3 separate regions of the Mus musculus genome follow, and regions 2 and 3 are each linked to region 1. Evidence: chromatin loops called from intact Hi-C (ENCODE). Cell type or tissue: left cerebral cortex. All regions are shown on one strand. Each heading gives the region's core, and the rest is flanking DNA. Links, peaks and the distances in the headings are about the cores only.

Region 1 (6,126 bases), core at 1,286-5,285:
CATTTTTTCAACAGTGTGATATCCTCACTGTTAGGTTATTACTCGCTGTTTGGAATATTTTGAGCCAGGAGGGCACCTTCCCTCTCCAGCTGTCACTGCTGTGGTTGTTCAGGGTGGGACAGAGCCTGGCTGTCACGACCAGGGGGGAGAGACTCAGCTCTAATTTGAGAGAGAGAGAGAGAGAGAGAGAGAGAGAGAGAGAGAGAGAGAGAGAGAGCATGATAGCACCAAGGAGCACTGACTCCAAAGCAATAACACCCTGAGGTGGTCAGTGAGACCCCTCAGTGACTTTCTTGTTTGTTCTGTGAAATCTCGCTCACCTCCTGGAGGGGTAGAGTGAGGGGCTGGAGCCCCATTTCTTGTACCATTGTAAGCGTGTGCCCCACTTCCAAGGGGCTGTGACCACTGGGTGTGGGAGCCATTTCTGTCCTCACCAAAGGACTCGGGGCAGAGTGATTTTCATCCATAGCTTCGGGGACCAACAAGCCCAGCCTGTTCCCACTGCTGTCTGACCCTCTGTCAACTCAAACTCTGCCATCAGGAAAGGAGCAGAGGGGGTGGAGTTGGGGGCCCTTTCTGGTGCTGTGTCTCTAAGGGTGTTTCTTTTTTTTTCCCCTCTGGACAAAAGTCATGTATAGGACTGCCATGTAAAGGGGCCATCTCCATTTTCCTCACCCAGAATGCCTCTGCGTTCTGAAGGGAAGGGCCTGTAGATTTTTAGCCCATTTGCATTTTTAAAAAGAATACTAAGGCCCTGCGTGAGGAGAGCCAACGTGGGGTCCTTGGTATGTCCGGTGGCATTTCCGCCTAGGGGTCCCCTTCATGTCTCATGCTGAGCCAGAGTCAGGGAAGGATGAAGGGGACAGCCATTTCTCATCCTTTCTGCTGCTTTTCTTTGGAGCCTCCTGGTGGCTCCCAGTTATGTCAGGACAAAGCTGTAGCTCATCTGAGAGGTTAGGAAACTCGGGCCACAGCAGGCCTCTCAGCAACATGCACTGGGGGACAAAGCTGGGAGACCACTGCTCAAGGGCAGGTTGGCCACCATCATTATTTCCAGCCGTTAGGCACAGGTGGCCCTGCCCTGCTTGGCTCTCTTCTGGGAGAAGAGGGTGGTTACAGGGAGGGGTGCCAGGTTGTCTGGGGTCTCCTGGGCAATTTCTCCAGGGATCATGAGCGGAAGGGTTTTAGGCTGGGTTGTTACCTCTCCAGGTCCAGCTGGGAGTGGGTTGCCAACAAACAAGCTACTTCCTGGGTTTGTAGAGTAGGGGGGGGGCTCAGGGGAGTCCTCTCTAACCTTCAGAGGCGATAGCAACCCCTTCCCATAGCACCTCCCACAGCGTGTCCCCCGTGATTTTACTCTGACCCCCATAAGAACCCCAAATAGCAAGCAAAGGGATGCCTGTATTGACAGCCTTGTTTTCAGAAGGGAACGGAGGAGGTCCAATGAGAGAGGGGGGGGGAGAGAGAGAGAGAGGGAGAGAAAGAAAGAGAGAGAGAGAGAGAGAGAGAGAGGTGCTTGCTCAAGTTGTGACTTTGAAAGTGCCAGCTCGTTCTCCGGTGGTTCACAGCACAGGTGTGCAAGCACGTTAGCAGAGGCGGTTAAGTGGTTCACATGTGATTCACCACCGGGTTCCTTCTTGAGCACTTTGGGGTTCAGAAACAGCACAGGGGCTCCCACACTCTCCCAAGGCAGAGCTGTTGCACCAGGCAAGGTCACCTGCATTTATTTATTGAGCAACAGCGAGTGCTACACCAGGCCCAGAGCCTTAGACCCCTTTCCTGTCCCCTGCAATGGCTCTCTTGGCCCTCCAAGAGGGCCTGTGTCTGCAAAACAGGACCTTAGTGGACAGAGAGTTTCTATAGGCTTGCCTAGCAAGCCCAAGGGTTTTTTTCCTTTCAGCAAGAGAGCCTGTGTGGGCTGGGTGGGAGGCTAGAAGTAGACATAGGTGTTACCTCTGAGTCCTTTGTGCCATCCTGCAAGGTGACAGGAAGATGGGACCCCAGAGTCCTTGGGCTGGGAGCCTCCCTTCATCTACCCACCTTTCCCTGTGTCCTCTTGGGGAGCAGGAACGGCCTGGTCCTCCAGGGAGGGAGGGTTTGGGGTGCGTCTGAGTTGGAGTGGGTCACATGGCATTGTATTCATGACCACATAGCTCATGTTGGAAATTAAAGTTTTTGGCTTTTCTACCCTGGTTTTGCTCTTGCTTTACTCAGGGACAGTTCTACCTGAGAAGATAAAGGATACTGGTCTTTTAAGTGGTGAGCTCTCTAGGATGCTAAGATGCCTCCACCAGGCTCATGAACATCCTCTGTGCCTGCATCAGGAAGCTGTGCCACTGGTGCCCGTGTAAAGCAGGCTCTTCAGAAGCACCCTGTTCTACTGAAGGGGAAGCTAAGGCCCAGGAAAGGGATGAGAGTCCTAGTGATATATCACCAATGATAGGGTGGGGTCCAGTACGAAACTCATCCCACAGCACTGAGCTGCCTATAGGTAGTGATAGTGAGGAGGCCATCCCTTCACCCAAAAGGGGCTAGCCAGGGACACGGCATCTGTTTGACAGCGGGGACAACCGTTTATACATTTACACATTCCACATTTTCATGCAGAGCAAAGAAAATGCAGTCATCTATATAGTGCAAAATTTTCCATAAATTCCCTTCACCCTGTCCATCTCCGTGCTTCTAGCATGAACATCCAGACTTCCTGGTAGAATTCTGGTGTTTAAAGTCATACCTCTCCCCCTGCGGGATATCCTGTATCCTCTTCAGAGCAGAAACTAGCCTCTTGTTGCCTTGTGAAGGACCCCATAAGGATGCTTGACCTGGGTATCGCCCCTCCTAGGGGCTGATGGCCAGGTTTTCCTACAAGTTTAGACTAAACAGTTTACACCACCGGGTGGCTGTACAGTCGGCTTCTGCTGTTAGTGCAGCTTTCATATATATCTAGAAGGGATGGTACACAGATGGTGACAGGAGCCTCAACTCCCCTCCAAGCCCGAAAGAAGGGTGGGTTTGCTAACAGGAGGAGCTAGACATTGGCCAGGCCTAGCCAGGGTAGGGAAGGACTATCAGATGGACTTCCTCCGGGCTCGGGGTCTGTCTGGGCTGCTGTGGCAATGATGCGTGGCTTCTGGGCTCAAGGGGGGTGAGAAGGCCGGGTTGTCACGGGCCCAGGTCTCCAGCTGATGGAAGGGGTAGGGGATGCAGGTGGAGGCGCCGGCGCGGACGCGGCTCTCGGGCGCCCCCCTGCGGAACACGCTGACACGGCGGTGGACTGCGCGTTCCGGGGCGTCGGAGCTGGCGAGGAAGCGCAGGACCACCAGGTTGAGGAAGGCACCGATGACCGTGAGCCCGAGCAGGATGTAGAGGAAGCTGAAGGCCACGTAGGGCGGCTTCCTCTGCAGCGCCTCATCTCTCTGCAACGCCACGAAGTCGCCGAAGCCTATGGTGGTGAGAGTGATGAAGCAGTAGTAGTAGGCGTGGAAGAAGGTCCAGCCCTCGAAGTGCGCGAAGGCAATGGCACCTAGGGCCAGGGTGGCTGCGCAGAGCAGCAGCCCGGCCACCACCATGTTCTCAGCAGAGACGTGCGGCCGCCGCAGGCCCAGGCAGCGCTTGGCTGTCAGCAGCAGACACCGCACCAGTGTGTTTAGACGCTCGCCCAGGCTCTGGAAGGTGACCAGCGTCAGGGGTATGCCCAGGAGGGCATAGAACATGCAGAACACTTTGCCCGAGTCCGTGCCCGGCGCGGCATGACCATACCCTGTGTGGGAAGAGAGATAGTGTTCTGAGAGCCCACTCTAGCCCAACGCACTACCGACCCCGGGCCTACCTGTCCCCAGGAGCTCCAAGCCAAACCTATGCCATTCCTGCACTCTGAACTCCTGCGTGGCTACTCAGAACCCAGGTATCCCTCCCCCTAGGGGTGAATAATCCACACATGGTCATTCAGAACCTCAGAATTCAGTTGGGCCAACTTCTGTTCCCAGAGATAGCAAAGAATGGATTTTAACAGAATTTTGCCCAGTGGAGGAGGCCCAACCCCAAAGCATGGACCCAAAGACAGGATGCTCTGGCAGAATAGCTCTGTAGCTGCTTGCCCTAGCGGTTGAAGGGTGTGAAGAATTTGGGTGATACGGGAGGGGTCCTGTGGCTTGGTGTGCATGTATCTGTCAGGTGCTCTGACAACCTACAGAGTACAGAAAAACGTCGATCTTAGCAAGTTATGTGTTGGTAGGGGGGACAGGAGACACATCTTCAGTGGCTTCTTAGTACCCGAAGGGTAAGGACCCAGTTCTCACATGGAACCCCCAGCTCCTTCTCTCTCCCACTCTCCAGCCTCACCCCTCTCCCCACCTCCCCGCTCTCCAGACGTATGCTTCCTCTCTCTTCTATGCTTGCCAGTGTCACCCCTCCTTTTACTACCCCACTCCCCAGCCTCACCCCTCCTCTCTCCTCCCCACTCCTCAACCTCACCCGTCCTCTCTCCTCTCCACTCCCCAGCCTCACCCCTCCTCTCTCCTCTCCACTCCCCAGCCTCACCCCTCCTCTCTCCTCTCCACTCCCCAACCTCAGCCATCCTTCTAACCCCCAGTCTCCAGATTCACCCCTTTTATCGGATCTTCTTTAGGTACAGCCCGATGGGTCCCTACTAGAAAGCCACTTCTACACGTGCCTTCTTTCATGTTTTCCTCTTCCTTGGACTGGCTTCTCTCCCCCTTTCCAGGTCCATGCTCCCCTCAAATCCCTCCTTAACTTTTGCCACCCTGTCGGCCTTCAGGAAATACCCATCGGCTCTGGGTATCTCTGGTGCTAGCATTGCTCACTGATCCCCTCATGGATGCAGGCATGTGTGGGCTTCCCTGAGCCTTGTGTCACTGTGCCATTGAGGAAATGTGTGGGTGTGTCTCTTTCGGGAGAGAGCGACAATAGCTTACATGGGCCCATAACCAGGGAGAAGTAAGGGGGTCCATCACTCATAGAGAGCACCCCTCCTCCAGCAGACCTATCCTGTCTGCCCAAAGGTAAGACATACAGAGCCCTAGACCTCTGCAGCTTTACATTGTTAGCCCCCTGGTACATAGGGGCTGCCACCGCTGTCATGGCAAAAGTCATAAACAAGCCCCTGGCCATCAATAGAGGAAGCCTGGTTAGATTCATATCAGCACCATCCAGATGACAGAACACTACACTAGACCACAGTGGCCTTGTCACTATGGTCACATCTGACAATACCTAAGGAAGCTGTTAGTTTTCTCTACTAGGGGATGGGAATGGCTGTGTGTATACGTCATAATGTTGTACGTTGTTGACAGAGACAGAGGCTGGAGATGCTATCAACATCTTATAGGGCATAGGACAGGGAGCTGGTGAGATGGCTCAGCAGTTAAGAACACCGACTGTTCTTCCAAAGGTCCTGAGTTCAAATCCCAGCAACCACATGGTAGTGAGATCTGATGCCATCTTCTGGAGTGTCTGAAGACAGCTACAGTGTACTTACATATAATAAATAAATAAATAAATAAATAAGGCATAGGACAGGCCCTGTAACAGAATTAACTGGGTCAAGATGTCAGTACTTCTAAGGTTGAGAAGCCCTGATATTCAGCCTTTAAAAAAGGACATGGCTCTTTAGGGTTGAGATAGGAAAAGCACTAAGATATACTAAATCAGGGTCTGGGATACAGCTCAATTGAGAGCATCTGAATAGTGTGCCTGATGTCCCAGGTTCAATTTCCAGTGCCACATAAAAGACAAGCATGGTAGCACACACCTGTAAGTCCCCAGCACTTGGGAGACTGAGGCAGGAAGACCCTAAGTTCTCTGTTATTCTCAGCCACATAGTGATCACAAAGACAGTCTGGGCTACACGAGGTCCTGTCTCAAAAAACTACTAAATGCAAAGAGCAGAAATAGCTAGGATATAGATCTACTACCCATATGTCGTATGTGATGCCTGAAGGAACATGTACACAGAGCATGTAGCTGGAAGTGTGCCAGAGATAGGTAAGGTGTATGTGAGCCAGGGAGATGAAAGGGTGGGTCAAGAGACAGGATAGAGACTCGGAAAGACCAAGATGACATGTGGAGTCTAGAATTTTTTTTAAAGAGACAGGAAAGTAGAAGATG
Region 2 (6,126 bases), core at 1,332-5,331, 60 kb before region 1:
CACAATGGGTCCCAGGTTGGCGCTCTCAAAAGGCCAGGCAAGGCTGGCAGATGAGTTTCTTATGGCATCTCTAGCATGGAGTCTTCATGGAGATTAATTTTATTTATTTATTTTGCAGTGAGTATGTGAGTACACTGTAGCGGTCCTCAGATACACCAGTAGAGGGTGTCGGATCCTGTTACAGATGGTTGTGAGCCACCATGTGGCTGCTGGGAATTGAACTCAGGACCTCTGGAAGACCTCTGGAAGTGCTATTCACTGCTGAACCATCCTTCCAGCCCTTGTTTGCACAGTTTTAAGAGCGGCCTAGCGGTCCTACTGATCCTTGGTGAGGTAGCATTTGACTGTCCAAAGGTCAGCTCAGGGTTTGCATGCTCCTGTGCAGGCCGCTTGCAATATTCAGTTTGGACCTTCCTCTTGGGTCTCTGAGATGTCTTCCCTAGTTCCAGGCCAAGTTCAGTGACCCTCGCAGCCCCATCACATATGCGTCCCTGAATGAATTTGCCTTGGTGTTAGGAGTAGTGGAAGAGACACAAATTTTGGAATTGGGCTGCTACAAGCTTCAGTCTCATCCCTTTCCTGTGATCTTTGAGATATGCAAGCCTCAGCTCTCAGTTCTTCCTAAAATGGGGGAGAGAGGTGCTCAGGATACCTCCCTCATAAGCTGGTGTGAAGGGCTCCTTCATCCAACCTACATAAGTTAGTTAAATTAGTACCACTTTTTACCTAGTACCCTACTAGGCCCTGGGGCAGAGAGAGAGAGAGAGAGAGAGAGAGAGAGAGAGAGAGAGAGAGAGAGAGAGAGAGAGAGAGAGATCCACCTTCTGCACACATGGGATGGCTCAGACAGTGACTAGAGCGACACAGAAAATAAAGCTCAGGAGATTTTGCCATCTCGGGGAGGTGCCTGAAGGAGGCCTTTACTGCAGAGGTGCTATCTGCGTGAATGTCCGTGAGAGCAAGCCCTGTGGCTTTCTGGAGAGTATTTCTGGCAGAGGGAAGAGAAATTCCTTTGGGTCTGAAGCCAAGTGAGCCACAGGGATATGAGGGAGATGAGGACAAGAGGTGGCCGAGCACACAGTTGGGACCTTGTGGCATCTGGACTCTGACCCTGAATGAAATGAGAGCTGTGATGAATTGGGACAGAGAAGTGGTCAGCTTCTGAGTATATGTTGGGCATAGAGGAGTCACTGATGGACACACATACACCACACACATACACATACACACACACACACAAACAGAGAAAGAGAGAGAGAGAGGAGAGAGAGAGAGAAGAGAACGCGCTCGGAGATGTATGGTGTCTGAATGACTAGAAGGAGTGAGGTTCTGGGGTGTCTACGAGCAGAACATTCTCATACTTCTATTGCTCTCAAGGTCAGAGTTGGCTTCCTGGAAAGGGGAAGAGGCTCGAGTAGCACCCCCTTTGTGTCAGGTACTCAGCGAGGGGACAGAATTGGTCCAAGGACCTAGTCTACCCTTACATAATTCCCTTTGACTGTGTGGAACTAGGGAAAGACATCACCGCCGTGATCAAGTTACAAGACGACATAAAGGATAAAGGAGGGGGTACCCTTTGGGGGACAACCCAGCAGGGAGTTAGAGAGAGGGGAGGATGAGAAAGGCCTGTCAGTCCTGTGGTAGCGTTGAAGATGGAGAGCCCATGTGTACGGGCCCAGGACCATTTGCAGATGTTGAGATGCCAGCACACACGGACTTCAGTCCTACATTTGCAAGGAACTGAATCTTGCTGGCACCTGAATCATCATGGAATCCGACTCTTCTCCAAAGCCGGCAGTGACAAGCCACCCCTCGCTAATACTTTGTAACATTCTAAGCAGAGAACCCAGCTCAGCTGCACAGACTTACAATCTAGACAGATTGCACACTAATAAAGGTCTGTTGCTTTTAAGCCTCTTGGTTGGCTATGAATGAACAGAAAATAAATACTCACAACCATCCAAAACAGAGGGTTCCTGCTGTCATCGCTCCGATGAAGAAGTAGGTTAGTGAGATGGAGGGGCTCCCTCTAGGTCCCTCGGAAAGGAGGGACTGAGCAGTCCTTTCCTGAGGCCATTTCAGAGGGCTGCTTCACGGGAGGGGGAGAGCAATTAGAAAGGATTGCTGCTTCTGCTGGTAGAGTGGACCTCTGGTCATTCAGGTTTGGAGGGCAGAGGAGGTTTGCAATTGAGTGTATCTCTTTATACCCAGGCTCTGATAATCTGTCCCTATGGGTGTGAATCGGGGGACCATGGGCATCAGGATGTGTCTGAGAGTGTGTGCCAGTGTAAGCCTGCAGCAATGTCTCAGGATCTTGAGTCTGAGGGTGTCTGTGCACCAGAATGAATCCATCCCTGTGAGTGACTCAGTCTGTACGGCTGTGTCTATAGGTATGAGTGTTCTGAGGGTGACTGTCCCAGTTTTGGGGACAGATCACTACAGGAGGAGGGGTGCTAATGTTCCCTCTCTGTGAGAGACTCCCAGGATATGTCTGCAAGCAAGTGTGGGTGCACGAAAAGGTGTGTGTCTGTCCAAACTTCTGTGGGGTTTGTGGGGTCTGAGGGTCTCCAATATGTGGGAGGACATGTCCTGCCCGCCTGTTGCTCCCTGTGACTCTGCAGGTCTCTGTGTACCCTCTGAAGTTGCCAGTGGGTATATCTGCTCCTATGTCAGAAAGAGTCACTGTGTGTCTATAGAGTGTCTGTCTGTTCAGGTATCCGTGAAGGTGTTTGTCCAGGTGTCCCTCTGTCCCCGAGTGTGAGGGAGTCCGAGATCTCTCTTGCCGAGCGAATACATCCTTGTGGGTGCTTGTGGGTGAATGCAGGTTTCTTGGATTTCTTGGACTGTGTCCCTCTGGGAGCCTCAGGGTATCTGGGTGAGGCCTGCATGAATCGGGGTTACTGGACACCTGCCTCTGGAGTGAGTCTGAGGACTCACAGTCACGGGTCAGAGCGGGCACCGGAGGTTCAGCCGCAGCAGCCGGGCGCAGACAGCCTTGCGGCGGGCTCGTGCACCTGCCCGGTTGGCAGCGGCGGCAGCGGTGGCGGCGCAGCCCGCACCCTCGCGGCTCCCAAGCCCCGCCCGCGGCGCCCCCTCCCCCGGGCCTCGGCGATTGGCTGCGGAGCTCGGCTGCGGCCCGCCCCGCGCGGCAAGCAGGCTGGGGACGCCGCGGGCCAGAGCGCGCTGCGCCGCCGCCGCCACCACCACCACCACCGCCACCACCGCCGCCACCGCCACTGCCTCCGCCACCGCCGCCGCCACCGCCGCGAGCACCTCGCGTCTCGGGCTCCACGCGCCGCCAGTGTCCGGCCCTCTGCGCCCGGCCACCAGCCCCGCCGCCTGCCCGCGGAGCCCCGGGCCGCCGCCACCACGCCGCGCGCCGTACTCCGCGTCAAGAATGGGGCGGCCAAGCTGCCCAAGCCGCCCGCCGCCGCCGCGGCCGAGGCTCCTGGCGCGGGCGCGGGCATGGAGCGCTCGCAGAGCCGCCTCAGCCTGTCCGCCTCCTTCGAGGCGCTCGCCATCTACTTCCCGTGCATGAACTCCTTCGATGATGAGGACGCAGGTGAGCGCGCTGCGGTCCACCCACCCCGGGGGGTTGTCTCCCGGTCCAGAAGCCAGGGACCCTCGGGGACCCGGAGCGCCCGAGAGAGGCGGCCACTGTCTCCGCTGCACTCTCGGTCCCACTCGGATAGATACCCAGGGGCCCCTCCCACTCCCTCAAGACCCCAGGAGTCTAGGAGGAGCTCTGGTCCTGTCCCCCCTCCTGCGCCCCAGGGACCCCTTGAGCATCTGCACTCGTCCTTCTTGCGCAAGTGGGCCCTTGGGTCGCCTGGACCCAAGTCTCCCTATTTATATGCACCTGCAGGATTCCCCCGCGACCCCCTCCCTGACTTGTTTCTCAACAGGATTTGCCACTACCCAAGTCTGGTATATGCCCCCTAGTCAGATTTCGGGTTTTAGGCCGCTTCACCCCTGGTCTTCCGACGTACCCCTGGTCGTTGGAAGCGGCGCATAGACCTGACCTCTCCGAGGTCTTTGTCTTAGCTGCATCCAGAGGCTCCCTGCCCAAGACCCCCTTGTTCAAAGGCCAAAGCCTTGAGTGTCCCGATTTGTTTCTCCATTCCCTTCCCCCACAGGCTGGGGCTCCAGACTCTTGTCAGATTCTGGGGAGCCGCACATAACTGGTCCGGGGTCTGCTGGTCTTTCCTCCCCAAGGAGGTGCAAGGCAGTGTAAGTGCTAACTACAGCAGTGCTACCCTTCAGTGTGTGCCCCTGACTTCAGGTGTTCTTGTCCCTGGAGTGGCCTTTCTGGGTGGGCTGAACCCAGCTGTGGACCTGCAACTCGAACCTGCTTCTAGGCCTGGACACACACACACACACACACACACACACACCACAAAAAAACTGGTAGCCACAGTCCAGGGGTAGAGAGGAAACCAGCTCGTGGATACTGGGACCAGGCAGAGGGTACAGAGAGCAGTGAGTTTGGTTTGGGGTAAAGAAGAAAATCCAACAACAGGTGGGGGTACCTAGAAGGTTTGGGTGAGAGTTCCCCCAAAGAGTGCCAAGATTGGGAGTTAGAGTCCGATTCCAGTCTTTATTCCCTCCGAATAAGCTGTGACCTTGGGCAAATCATGCCAACCTGAGCCTCAGTTTCTTCATCAGGAAGTGCAGATAACACTGCCTCTGATGCTGTGTGGTGGGAGGGTGGAATGAAATGGTTTTTGAACTGATAATTTGGGAATATTTGAAGTCAATGAAGAAGTGGCGGGCGGGAAAGAGGAGTGTGTGTGTGTGTGTGTGTGTGTGTGTGTGTGTTGTGTGTGTGTAGGAACAAGTGGGTTCAATACTGATTAAAATACAGATTAACTCTTAAGAGGAAAAAAAATCATGTATGCACTACCCCAAAATGTTACAGTTTAGGGAATTCAAGAGTTCAGGTTTCTACTCCCTGCCTGCTGGCATTTTCTGTCTTGGTTCTGTTATGGGATGGAGTGGTGGGTGATGGGCTGTCACTTACAGGAAGACAGATAGGAAGAAGAAAGTCCCCCAGAGCCAGGCGGTGAGGGAATGGTAACAGTCAGGGCCAGCACCTGACGGAATTTTTCTCCTGACCTGGAGGTAGGAGTTGGGAGTTAAGATGGTTGTTACCCATGCAGCCTATGGTTTCACCATCTCACAGACCAAATACCTGAGGCTCGGGAGCTCAGCTTCCCAGTCATAGAGCTGAGGAGTTATCCATATTCTAAGCAAGACCAGGTGAGGTGGAATCGGGGCGGGGTCCCTGATGCAGTGGCCTCTACTGCAGCCAACTCAGAGAGAGGAGATCAGGCTGGCTGTAGGGATGGGAGCTAGGGTAGGGGGAGTCTTGGAGCATCTGTGAAGATAGAGCCGGCAGGGCCCTCTCCCAAAGTTCCTCCGGCCACTTACTTGTGTCTCAAGAGACCAGCTGGGTGGGAGGGCAAGGAACACAGGTGTGTAGGAGCAACTGAGACAGGCTTTTTCTCCGAAGTCATGCTGCGCTCATTGTGGGCCGGACACCTTGGCTCTTATTGCCGGACCTGCTTTAGGTTTCAGTTGAGTCAAAGACAACTTCATTGATGCTATTAACAGAATTTCTAACCCTCAGTCTAATTCCCCCTTCTAAGCAAGCTTTTTCCAGTTCTTAGGTTTCACTTGTAAGAGACCTAGAGATCACCTTCTTCAGCCCTCCTGGGCCCCAAACCTGTCGGGGTGGGGGTTGTGTATATGAGGCTAGGTGTATAGATGACCGAGGCCCTGGTGGGAGGTATGTATTTGTCTATGTGCATGCATGTGTAAGCCAAGGTCATCTGGTGTCTCCTGCACAACGCTGAGAGCAGAACTAGGATCTTGGCTCTCTTCAGAACACCAGTGGCTTCTCTTGCTGGAGGAGGATTTAAAAAAAAAAAAAAAAAGCCAGATCTCACTGTGCAGAAAATGGTTCCCAGGTGAGGAGGCCTTGGGGAGCAGTTGGCAGCTCAGGGCTCTGTTTGGACATCTCAGGCTCCCTCTCTGCCCATCCCTGTGACTCCCTGGAGCTTGGGAGGTACAGGGAGAAAGTCTGCTTCCATCTCCAGAAGAATAATCAGGAGCGTTGGTGGAAGT
Region 3 (6,126 bases), core at 1,332-5,331, 93 kb before region 1:
TTATCTGGCTGGAAAGCTTGAGGGGTTACCTCTCTCTGTCCCCTGCCAGAGCTGGGGTTACACGTATGCTGTCATGCCAGGATTTTATGTGGGAGCTGGGAGTCTGAACTCAGGTCATCATGCTTTCCCAGCAAGCCCTTCGCCAGCTGGCGGTCTCCTCACCCACTTTTTATCCTTCCAAGGTGATGACGTCTCACTGTGGTTTTGATTTCATTCACATAATGTTCAGTTTTGTTTCTTAAACTTAAGAAATAGCTCATATACAGGACAGTGCCGTATCTTACAAGGACAGATGAAACACTATGTAAGCATTTGTGTGTGAAACCACTAACAGATGAAGATCCGGAACATTCCAGTACACGAGAGATCTCTCATGCCCCCTCCTAGTCTGTAGCCCTCACAGGTATGCTTTTCATAGGCATGTGTATTTTTAATATAATTTGTGGCTTTTACCCCATTCAACTAGTTTGCAACCTAGTACAGTGATCTCTTAGAGTTGCAGAAATGGTTACATGTTCTGTAGCCTTCTCATCTCTAGCTTGGAGAGGGTGAAATTTCATCGTTGAAAATCTCCATGTATTGACATTCTTCAGGTCGCTTCCTGTCTCTTTTACGAGTCTCCTTATCAAATCTCCTTGCAGCTTACACTTTTGTGACCAGCCTGCTGCACAGCAGGACAGCTGCTGTCGTCTCTCAGAGGCGAAAATACATAAGCTGAGCTCCTGGGACGCTGGTGAAAAATTGGAATGTCAATGTGTTTGTTGATAACAAGAAATAAAATTGTTGCGCAGACAGGAATCGCCTCCTCAGCTTGAAGGCAGAACCAAGGAAAAAGCCAAATGATACTCGGGAGGTAGCTGGTGCGCGTGCGTCTGTTCCACAGGCTCAGCCGAGAGCTGTCAGATACCAAACATCGTTCTGAACACAGGGAGAAGAATTCATAAGAAGGACTGGTCCTCATCCACAGATCCTGAAGTGCAGAGGAAGGCAGGCCATGAATAGATGATCAGACTTCTGGGCTCAGAGAGAAAGGCCTTGAATATGTTAGCTTTAACTTTTTCTCTGAACTCACTAAAATAACAGGCCGTAGATCTTGTAAACTGCAATTCACTAAGACAGGGGCCAACATATGGTGACCTGTGGCTTAAATCTACTTGCTGCTAATTCATCTGTGGTCCATAGGGCGAGGATGGTTTTACGTTCCCAGATGACTGTAGAAAAGCAATCAAAGGGGTAGTAACATTTTACGATATGTGAACATGATGCAAAGTTTGGACTCAGGGCTCCTAAATTAGGTCTTTTTGGATCACAGCCACGTGCCCTAGCAGGTGGGCCATGCATTGTTTATGGCTGCTCTTGTGTCACAGTGACAGAGACAAACTCAAGCAGCAGAGACCTCATGGTGGGCAGAGTTTGCCAACCCCTGCTGGAGAGCATCCCCGTGCCAGAGACCTTTATGCCACCTGCGTTATCCACTGCCCTGTAGAGCAGTTGGCTGAGGCTACATGTGGCCATCAGACACTTTGAAGGATGGCTAGTACAGATGTGAGGTGAACTTTTAAGTCTAAACATCTGCATGTGGCTTGTGGGTACCATATTGCATACCACAGCTGTGGTGAGCAAGAAGGCCATGTTGCCATACACCAAGCATAGGGGAAGACAGTGAAGACCTTCTTTCTTCACATCGCAAGAAGGTACTTAGTGGAAGTTCCCCAGACAGGCCTGGAACTCACTCTGTAGATCAGGTTGGCCTTAAACTCAGAGATCTGTCTACCTCTACCTCTACCTCCACCCCCCAAGTGCTGGGATAAGGTTTGTATCACCACCAGCCAGCAATAATGTATTTTTTAAAGGGTCAAAAATCATCCTTGGTAACATTCTCTTTAGAGCTACCCACGGATGGGGAGCACAAAGGATGCTCAACACACACACACACACACACACACACACCCACACCCCATGGCAGATTCTTAATTCCAAGATATAGCTACTATTATTTTAAAGGCCTTCATTAAAACTTTGAAATGCTTTTCTTGGTTTCCATAGGATCTTTGGAGGAAGGAAAGGAGAGCAGACATACTCAATAAGCCCCTTGGTGCCCACACTCAGCTTTCTTTCACCAAATACGTATGTGCACAACACATAGGCATCATGGACCAGTTAGAGAAATGCAAAGGGGGCAGCAGTCACCCACGATCTCATTGCTAATGTGGTGAGCTTCATTACAGAAAGCACCCCGCACTTAAATAAATAAATAAACACACACACACACACACACACACACACACACACACACAGGCCTTTCCATAGATAATTATATGGATAAGGATATGTGTATACACAGCTTTAAATAGATGGGGTCAGACTGCGCATGTATTTCTTTTTGATTGTGTGTGTGTGTGTGTATGTTGTAGTTATAAGTGGTGAAGGTATGTATGCGCCTATGCACACACATATATAGGCCAGAGGAAGACATCAGGTGTCCTTGTCTGTCACCCCCTGTATTATTCTCTGGAGACAGAGTCTCTCCTTAGGTGTGCAGCTAGGCTGGGAGTCAGCAAGCTCCCAGCAGTCCTCTGGTCTTCGCCCAACTCCACCTCAGCCTGCGTTCCACCAGAGCATGAGGGCGGCAGGTATGTGTGAGCATGCTGAGCTTGTAACCTGGGTGCCGGGGTGAATACTCAGGCTCTCATGCTTGCTCAACAAACATCCTTAGCTACTGAGTCATCCTCTCAGCTCCCGGACTATACATTTGTTGTAATTGTTTATTTAGATGGTAGAGTGCTTTATTGAACTGAGTTGTGATTGTTTTTTTTTTTAATTTTGAATTAATCAATATATCGTGTTGACCTTTCAAATGAATACTAGGAATTCAAGCAAGATTATGATGATGATGATGACGACGATGACGATGACGATGATGGTGGTGATTGTTATTCTCAATGCACAGGAAAGCGAGCTGAGAGACAGACAACCCAAGCCTATCTGAGACCGCACATGGTAAGAGAAGGAGAAATCTCCCAGAAGAACTTCATCTTTAAGGATGTCATCTCTGGGAGTGGCAAACCCTGCCACGCAGCCAGGAGGAGCAGTCTTCTCGTCTTCATTGTATTTACTTGCAAACCAGCAGTAACTCCATAGAGAATTTACATCAGAGGCGCATCCAACCCATGCACTAAGGTGCAGCTTCAACTGAACTGTCCCTGTCAGAGGCAGCAATTCAGTGCCTTCTGGATTCTTGCCTGTTTTGTGTTTTATGGGAGCCATTGACCAATCTTTTCACTAAGCCCACAGACAGCAACTCGCCACTAGGTGTCTCCATGGTGCCCACATGTACAGCCGTCAAGAGGAAGGAGAGCTATTCACACACTAAGGGTGACCAATCACCCTGCCCATCTTACACAACTGGAGGAAAGTGAGAAGATTGTAATGGAAGGCCAAAAAAGGACTCCATGGGGTCAGATCCAGGACTTAACTCATCTCCAGGCCCCGAGAGTCCTACTCACCATCATAGAATTATGTTCCCACAGCAGTGCTACCCATGACAGGGTCAAGGACGCCTCACACAGGCAGGCCCATGTCTGTAGGAGCAAGTGGCTCTCACACTCCCACACAGAAACATCAACACCAGCTTTGTCAGACCTGGAGAAAACTGTTAAAGGTTCACACAGTCATGGTACCCAAGTAGATGATGAATCAAGAAAACACAACTTAAATGCAGCCCTTACCCGCATGGAACCTAAGACGGAGACAGAGTCTGAATAGCCCAGTTTAGCATCACAGACCTGTCTGCGAAGACCAAGGGAGGAGTGTTTTGTCATCCTGGATTTCTTGTTTGACTCTCTAAAAACTCTGGTTGAACAAAAGCTAAAGGGAACTGACTGATACAGTTCTCTGTTTCTCCATCTCCGTCTCTGTCTCCATCTCCGTCTCCGTCTCTGTCTCTGTATCTCTCTGACTCTGTATCTCTCTCTGAAACTAACTCCCTGGAACTCACTGCCAGGCTTCCAATGGCCTCTAACTCCAGATCCTCTTGCCCCAACCTCCCTAGGACTGGGATTACCGGCATGCACCGGCATGCCTGGCCCTAGGAATATAGTCCCTTTTAAATTTTTTTCTAAAATAGTTACAAGAATCACTAAACAAATATGATTACAACTTCCATAATCAAACAACAAACTGACGACAGAACAGGACCTGACTTCCTGAGTCACCACATTGTAACAGTCAAATGTCCAGTTTCATTTTTTAAAAATTTTTTTAGTTAGTAACTCATTTTGTGTGTGCTTGTTTGTAGGGCAATGCATGTGGACACACCACAGCACATGTGTGGAAGTCAGAGGGCAGCTTGCAGGTTCAGATACTCTCCTTCCACTATGCGGGTCCTGGGATCCAAATCAGGTCACCAAGGCCTTTAACCACTGAGCCATCTTACCAGCCCCAGTTGTCCAGTTTTTAACAAAAGGACATGTGTGCACATACACATACATCTTTAAGATCACCAGGCATACAAGGAAACTGACCAAGAACCCCCAGAGAACTAAATAAAGTGACAGAAGCTAGTCACCAAAGCCAGCTGTAAGCCAGGCAGTGGTGGCACCTGGGAGGCAGAGGTAGGAAGATTTCTGAGTTTGAGGCCAGCCTGGTCTATAGAGAGTATTATAGATCATCCAAGGCGACACAGAGAAACCCTGCCTTGAAAAACCAAGAGGAAAAAAGGTGACCTATCTTAAATGTCCTCAAAGGGACAAAGGAAACAAAACAGAATTTAGAATTACACAGAAAGCCTGGAGCTGAGGGGCCAGCCAGGGCTTAGTAGGTAAGGGTGCTTGCTATCAAGAATGACAACCTGAATTTGGCGATTAGGAGCCTACATAGTGGAAGGAGGGAACTAACCCATCAATGTTGTCCTCTGACTCCACATGTATGGCATGACACACATACACATGCATCCATAGGTGGGAGGCATGGAAGTTCTTGTGCTAACATATGAGCACAAGAGGAACCAGGAATGTTAAATATACAGGGTTGTCTCCTTTAAAGGGAGAGATGCTTAGCTTGTTTTCCACCCAGATGTCTGGGAGTGGACGTGGCTAATAGCCTGGTGAATCGGGTGCTATCTGTGTAGCAGAGACCACACCACATCCTTCCCAGACCCTTACCATGAGCTGGTCTTTCTTTCTCAGCTAATGTATGGAATCTATCTATATAAAAGATGTCACATGAACTTTGAAAGGACGCTTTAATGCAGTCATGTCTTAAGCTTTGTTGTGCACATGGGATTGAGTTAATTATCACCAGGAAAAATTCTCGACAAATTGTGCTGTGCTTACATATGCCTAAAATAAACTACTTGGGGTCAGACGTTTGAAGTTTGAACCAACAGCAGCTACTGAGTCAGTCTGAACCGAAATACTTCCTTGCCTCCCATGGATCATTGCTCTGCTGGCTGTCATGGTCACAGACGCACATACATGCACACACATACATACACACACACACATGTAAAGCTTGTCACTCTTTGCTTTAAAACTTGGAATTGAAAAGTATAATAAAAATTAAAAATGTCTAAGCCCTGATTTTATCAAAATCTCTGGTGAACAAATTCCATCACTGGCCTTCCTTCTCCTCTTCCTCCTCTTCTTCTTCCTCCTCTTCCTCCTTTTCCTTCTCCTCCTCTTCCTCTTCCTCCTTTTCCTTCTCCTCCTCTTCCTCTTCTTCCTCTTCCTTCTCTTCCTCCTCTTCCTCCTCCTCTTCTTTCTTTTAGACAAAATCTCACTGTCTAGCTCTAGCTGGACTGGAACTCACTATGTAGACTAGGCTGGCCTTTAATTCACAGAGATCTGTTTGCCTTCGCCTCCTAAGTGCTGGGATTAAAGTTGTGTTCCACCGTTCCTGTCCCTCAACATTGGCCTTCAAATTTCTGTCGGCATTGGGAGCCCATGTCTCAGCTCTGGCTTAGGAGACAGGGAGCTGTGGGTCTGATGCACAGGTACACTGAAAATTTGGGAAGCGTTAAGATCTGTTCCCCAGGCCACAAGAACCAGAACGTTCAAGGATAGGTCCTGGGTGTGGGTAGCAGCATTTTGAGCAAACTTCCTTTTTAGTTCTGATGACCAGACAAAT

The links. Peaks named below come from ENCODE experiments on the same cell type or tissue, not always from the same donor. Only the 100,000 strongest peaks of a DNase experiment are listed, where the experiment ranks them.
Region 2: a loop joins it to region 1, with 3 times the contacts of the local background. A loop is called at or near these places in 7 of 42 quality-filtered maps.
Region 3: it touches region 1 in a loop (8-fold over the local background); 24 of 42 quality-filtered maps call a loop at or near these places.

The regions. Positions count from the first base shown.
Region 1 is chr2:163,855,817-163,861,942 of GRCm38, reverse strand. It overlaps Kcnk15 (potassium channel, subfamily K, member 15), which reads right to left. Exons shown (of 2, transcript NM_001030292.1): 2 at 3,069-3,760. The coding sequence ends at 3,069. Rims4 (regulating synaptic membrane exocytosis 4) reads left to right here. Exons shown (of 6, transcript NM_183023.2): 6 at 1-2,187. Among named protein-coding and RNA genes, the nearest start is that of Kcnk15, 5.1 kb to the right of the region's middle. In left cerebral cortex, for the core only: a CTCF peak has its summit at 3,258; DNase peaks (open chromatin) are centred at 2,268, 2,661, 2,917, 3,227 and 3 more places; H3K4me3 peaks cover 324 bases; H3K27ac peaks cover 1,566 bases.
Region 2 is chr2:163,916,023-163,922,148 of GRCm38, reverse strand. It overlaps Rims4 (regulating synaptic membrane exocytosis 4), which reads left to right and starts at 3,176. Exons shown (of 6, transcript NM_183023.2): 1 at 3,176-3,562. The coding sequence starts at 3,466. It overlaps Gm35886 (a long non-coding RNA gene), which reads right to left and starts at 3,082. Exons shown (of 3, transcript XR_375201.3): 1 at 1,955-3,082. In left cerebral cortex, for the core only: no CTCF peak of the experiment used is centred there; DNase peaks (open chromatin) are centred at 2,788, 3,082, 3,563, 5,270 and 1 more place; H3K4me3 peaks cover 2,563 bases; H3K27ac peaks cover 2,227 bases.
Region 3 is chr2:163,949,153-163,955,278 of GRCm38, reverse strand. No RefSeq gene overlaps it. Among named protein-coding and RNA genes, the nearest start is that of Gm35886, 33 kb to the right of the region's middle. In left cerebral cortex, for the core only: a CTCF peak has its summit at 3,304 (motif pointing right); a DNase peak (open chromatin) is centred at 3,311.